Regions from separate parts of the Homo sapiens genome. Here region 1 is linked to region 2. A link is a contact called in ENCODE Hi-C or POLR2A ChIA-PET data. All regions are on one chromosome and are shown on one strand. The core of a region is the stretch at or near the end of the contact, and the rest is flanking DNA. Distances in the headings are between cores, read along the strand shown.

The links. Hi-C counts contacts between places; a loop is a spot of excess contacts on that map. ChIA-PET counts read pairs that join two places held with the same protein, here RNA polymerase II (POLR2A). Pooled maps may share reads with other maps.
Region 1: a pooled map shows a loop between it and region 2 (4-fold over the local background). The contact joins the promoter of CLEC2D here to the enhancer-like site in region 2. A Hi-C loop is called at or near these places in 4 of 50 pooled maps. POLR2A ChIA-PET finds 5 or more read pairs at or near these places in 2 of 52 experiments (activated CD4-positive, alpha-beta T cell and activated CD8-positive, alpha-beta memory T cell).

The regions. Positions count from the first base shown.
Region 1 is chr12:9,668,463-9,671,162 of GRCh38, reverse strand. It overlaps CLEC2D (C-type lectin domain family 2 member D), which reads right to left and starts at 1,450. Exons shown (of 5, transcript NM_013269.6): 1 at 1,368-1,450. The coding sequence starts at 1,428.
Region 2 is chr12:7,969,489-7,972,188 of GRCh38, reverse strand. No RefSeq gene overlaps it. Among named protein-coding and RNA genes, the nearest start is that of SLC2A3, 35 kb to the right of the region's middle. RefSeq lists an enhancer at 699-1,412. Within about 2 kb of position 1,433, at least 38 of the 41 ENCODE cell types and tissues checked have a DNase peak (open chromatin) inside an H3K27ac peak, as active enhancers do.

The DNA of each region.
Region 1 (2,700 bases), core at 201-2,700, 1.7 Mb before region 2:
GCTTTTTTTTTCTTCTTTCTCACTGTCCGTCTGCCACATGAGCTTAAAGATGCAGCTATAATTGCAGAAGTATATGGTTCATCAGAATAAAAGGAGGCCCGCATTTCTAGCTGGAGGATGGAAAGGAGAAGCCCCTGGGAACCTGAAAGTACGGGTCAGATGGTGAAGAGGAAGAAACTTTAGAAAGAGACCCATGAACATTATTCATAAACTCCTGGATTCACCTGCCCCTCAACTTATGCATGCCTAGATATGGTTCTAATTGGCACACTAAAGATGCTAAGACCTGAACTAATGAGTAGAGCATTGCACAGTTCCCAATTTCACCCCTGGTTGATGCACATGTCTGAATAGCACTACAAAGGCTTTCAGAATGGAACTGACATTGGAACCAGATCCCACAGATTGTCTTCATCTCACCAGGGTGATTGCTTGCTAAAACAATAGTATCAATATACTCCAAAATTTAAATAAGATCCAGTCTAACTAAATATTTGTTCAAAATGTTCAAATTACAATCCAAAATTACACAGTATATGAAGAACCACGAAAATGTCAACTTCCATGGGGAAAGAAAACACAAGCCAAGGAGGACATGACAGAGATGTTGGAACTATCCGACAAACAGTTTAAAGCATTTGGTATAAAATGCTCAAAATACCCAATGAATGAAGAAATAAATGAAGTCATTTAACAACATTTAGAGTTCATCTTTTTCTGCCTCTGAATTACCTTTTCTCCAAATTGATTACCTTTTAAGTTGGGAGGAGAAAACTCCAAACTTTTAAGTCCTAAGTTATAAAACCTTGATATTCCCTAACTGTGGCAAAAGTCATTTTTTTCACTTACTAAAGCATCATATAAAGCTATATATATATATATTTCCAGTGCATCCAATGTAACATAATTCCATTAGAATGCCCTACTAAGTTTCTACTCAACCTTTGTTACTTTTTTGATTTGTAAATGTCCTTTACATACTATTTTCTACCTTTTCTCTCTTAAGAGCTTCCATGATAGGTTTTCTACCTATGTAATAATGATGGTATCTTGTATCTGAGTAACACTTTAGAGTTTGTATAGATTTTTTTTTAGTGAAATTAACTGTTATTTTCAATCCTAAACTTAACCTTATCTCATTGTCTTACATCTTTCTCTCATTGTTCCCTCTCCTTAGTTGTTAGAACTGGGAATATAAATATATGCATGTTTTACACAAATTATAAGCCAATTTATGGACTCCCACATTCCATCTCTTATCCTTGAAAACTTTTTACTAGATCAGCACCTTTCCTGTGTGAGCCCATCACTACCACTACCTTCCCATTCCAGTCCTCACACTTACTCTGTAGAGCCCAGCTTCTTACCTGGGTTTGCAGGCAATTCAGATGGTGTAATGTCTTTCTCCACATTGTTACTGTCATGCATTTTGCCTCCAGTTTCTATGAGTGATCTAAACCACAGTCTCTACGTTTTCAACCCCAAGAATGATTCAAAACAAAACAAAAAAAAAGCCCAACGACTAAAACGTGTAAGTGTGTAACCGCCCCAGTAACTCAAAATGTCAAGCCTTTAAGTTAAATATAGCTAGAGGAACAAATGAAGCATAAATTGTTTCAAAAATCAGCTCATCACAACAGAATAAACTGGTGTTTGTAAGAATTTTAAAAAGTTGAAGCTACTTCTCTAACAGTATTTTGGTTACGAAAGAAACTAATGTTTGATAACTTAAAATTTCTTTGACTATTAAAAATTATAATTGTATTTTGTGCGGTACAAAGCAATATTATGATAGAAAATAAGAATTTATTGAAAGGAAGGAGTTGGCTCTCAGAGGAAATGAATGTTAGGTAAGTAAAGACAACAGCAATTTTAATCTCAAATTAAAATTCATTCCCAAGAGTTTACGCTCATTCAAAAAATATCTTGTTTTCAATTTCTTCAAGATATTTTGGGAATTTGCTGCTATGGCTGCTACAACAACTTTTCAAAAATGGGCTTGAACGGTGTGCAGCTTCTGTGCTCCCTCTGGCATGATCCAGGAGCACAGAGGCTCTTTAGCAGCAAGAGCTTCTTGTCAGATGTGTTGATTTCTTGTATATAAATGCCAGTAAGGGCACCTTTTACTAAAATATAATTTATAGTAATGTGCACAAATCATAAGCATACAACTAAACACATTCATTAAAAATATAACATGTAACAAGTGCCTAGATGAAGTATATCTTAAAACCACGTAAAACAATACCAACACGCTATGTGCCCTACTCATGTCCTGCAACGCTCATTACCCCAAATACAATCTCTATCTTAACTCTGACAACATATTTTCCCTGCTTTTGAATTCTATACAGTAGCCCCCCTTACCTGTAAGAAATAAGTTCCAGATTGGACAGCTATTGCCTTTATCAAATAGAAATGAAGTTGCATTAGGACTGAGTTCCAGTTTCTGTAAGATTTTATATATCTTTTTCTTTACTATTTCATCATTTCTAGTTTGTCCTAGGACCTATGATAAAGCCTTCTAGTAATTCCATCTGAGAACCTGCTTTTTATCAAAGCTGCTTCTCTTTCTTGGAAGTTGAATTTGGTTTTGTCTCCTGAACAACATGTGATTGCCAAAAGTTCAAGTCTGTTTTTCACATAGTTCTTCCTAACCTCCTTTCCTGTGAAATTTAATAATTTGAAAATTGCTTGAGA
Region 2 (2,700 bases), core at 184-2,683:
CATATTTTCTCATGTGTCTCAGTGAATTCAATGGTATGTGCTAACATTTTCTTTTATGAGTCTATTCCAGGGGCTCACATCCTGTCCCCTGCCCGAGGAGCCTTCCAGTAGCCTTTACAGCCGCATTCTCAGGCTTTCATCCACTCTTTTTGAAACAGCGCCTGTGACATTCCCACTCATTACAGCGTGCCCCTCCCATGCCTCCAGGAAATTCTCTGTTTTCCCACCGGTTTTCTACTCAGCAGCTATTCTCAGTCTAATGCGCTTCATTCACCGTCAGCCTTCCTCAGGAAGACATAAAAAAAGGGTGAAAAAGAACATTTATTTCTCAGGAAGGATTGGTCAGCTGACTAAGTTGTCTGAGGGTCTAAAAAGATGAGGGGGTAACTCAAAGCATAAATGCTTGAGGAGATGGATACCCCATTCTCCATGAGGTGATTATTTTACATTGCATGCTTGCATTAAAACATCATGGACCCCATAAATATATACACCTACTACATACTCACAAAAAAATTTTTTTAATTGTTTTTAAAGGGGAAGGGGAAGGATTAGCAGAAATACTATAGGTGAAGGGGAAACAAAAGTATGTGTCTTATTGTATGCGCCTTCCCTTTTACATTGAGTTGCTCTAGTTTCCCGGTTGTTTCTGTTTCCGTAGTGTTTGGTTCATACGTGGTACTTACGTAAATATTTCACCAACATATGAAAAAGTGAATGCGTGAGGGAGAAAACCTGTAAGTCGTGATTGAAAAATGACAGGCTAACTGCCCAAGATTCAGGATGCTGAGCTTTCTAAGATGATGAAAATTTCTGTGCGGATTGGGGTAGTGGCAACACTGGTGTGTGTGTGTGTGTGTGAGAGAGAGAGAGAGAGAGAAAAGTCGTCCACCTGCACACCTAAAAGGTTTGAATTGTATTGTGTACATTTTATACATAAAATTGACTTTAAAAAAGACTCAGCGTGCTGCTCGGGCATAATGAAGGGAGAGAGTTTGTAAACATAGGAGGCTGTGTGGAAGCGTGAAATGTGAAACGTGGAGTGTACGTGGGAAAGAAGAGCAATAAAAGGACCTGCAGCTAAAGAGGCAACGTGGTCGGGTGAGAGGAGGGGATGGGGATGGAAACTCACACAGCTGAGTGGGGCTAAAAGGGACGTTTGAGGATTACTGGCCTAGCACAAAACATCTGCCCTTAAGGCGAAACCCTCTTAAAACCTTTGGCGGCTTTCCAGAGAAGACGCCGATTCCTGAAAATTGCAAGGCTCTCCGGCGGGCTGGGAGTGGGAGGCGCTCCCGGTGTCCCCCAGCATGTGGGAGTCGGCGGGACCTGAGCCCCGCCTTCCTGCAGCGGCCGGGACGTGCCGTGTGGCACGCTACCCGCCGCGCGCGCATCCTGTCCCCCGCCCTCGGAATCCCAGCACGGGGGCCGAGCCCCGAGCTACATTCCTCCTCCTCCTTCTTCGCCACCCAAAGACTCACGCATACACACATTTTTCTTTCGTATCTGCTGTCTCAGCCTCCCTCGGGCCAATTTGGGTAAATGCGTCCAAGAGGAAGAAATAAAAATGAAAAGACTGACAGTTTAAAAGCATGTGGAGGGCTTAGAAGATAAAGACGAGTGCAAGAAAGGGAGAGCGCGGCCGGCCGCGGTGTCTCACGCCTGTCATCCTAGCACTTTGGGAGGCCGAAGAGATCGGATCACTTGAGGTCCGGAGTTCAAATCCAGCCTGGCCAACATGGTGAAACCCCGTCTCTACTAAAAATACAAAAAAATTAGCCGGACCTGGTGGCGGGCGTCTGTAATGCCAGCTACTCGGGAGGCTGAGGCGGGAGAATCGCTTGAACCCGGGAGGCGGAGGTTGCAGTGAGCCGAGATCGCGCCACTGCATTCCAGCCTGGGCAACAGACTGAGACCCTGCCTCAAAAGAAAAAAAGAAAAAAAAAAAAGGAGAGCGCGTACTGTTGCGGAAGGGGCACTGCTCGAGAAACAGAGACGAAGGGATGATTTTCAAGTAATCAAGACACCGAGAAAGACAAGATTGGGGATGGAAGAGCAGTAAGAATTAATGGAGACGTCCAAGAATTGTAGTTCGGGCGCGGTGGCTCATGCCTGTAATCCCAGCACTTTGGGAGGCTGAGGTTAGTGGATCACCTGAGGTCAGGAGTTCGAGACCAGCCTGTCCAAATGGCGAAACCCCATCTCTACTAAAAAATACAAAAATTAGCCGAGCATGGTGGCGCACGCCTGTAATCCCAGCTACTGGGGAAGCTGAGTCAGGAGAATAGCTTGAACCTGGGAGGTGGGAGGTGGAGGTTGCAGTTAACCGAGCCACTGCATTTCAGGTTAGGTGACAGAGTGAGGCTATGTCTCCAAAAAAAAAAAAAAAAAAAAAAAAAAGAAGAAGAAGAAAAGCAAATGGGTAGTTTGTTTTGCATGCTTCTTGCCAGGCAGAAAAGGTGCTTGAGAGGAGAAAGAAGTGGAAAACTGGAAAGGGGGGGAATCTAAATCAAGGACTTTATTTTCCTTACTGTTGAGTTGTAAATACAGTCCTCCTTTGACATTTATCTTCCCCTTTTTCTATGGTTTAAAAACAGGTGATTTGGCTGGGCATGGTGGCTCACACCTGTAATCCCAGCAGTTTGGGAGGCCAAGGCAGGCGGATCACTTGAGATTACGAGTTCAAAGACCAGCTTGGTC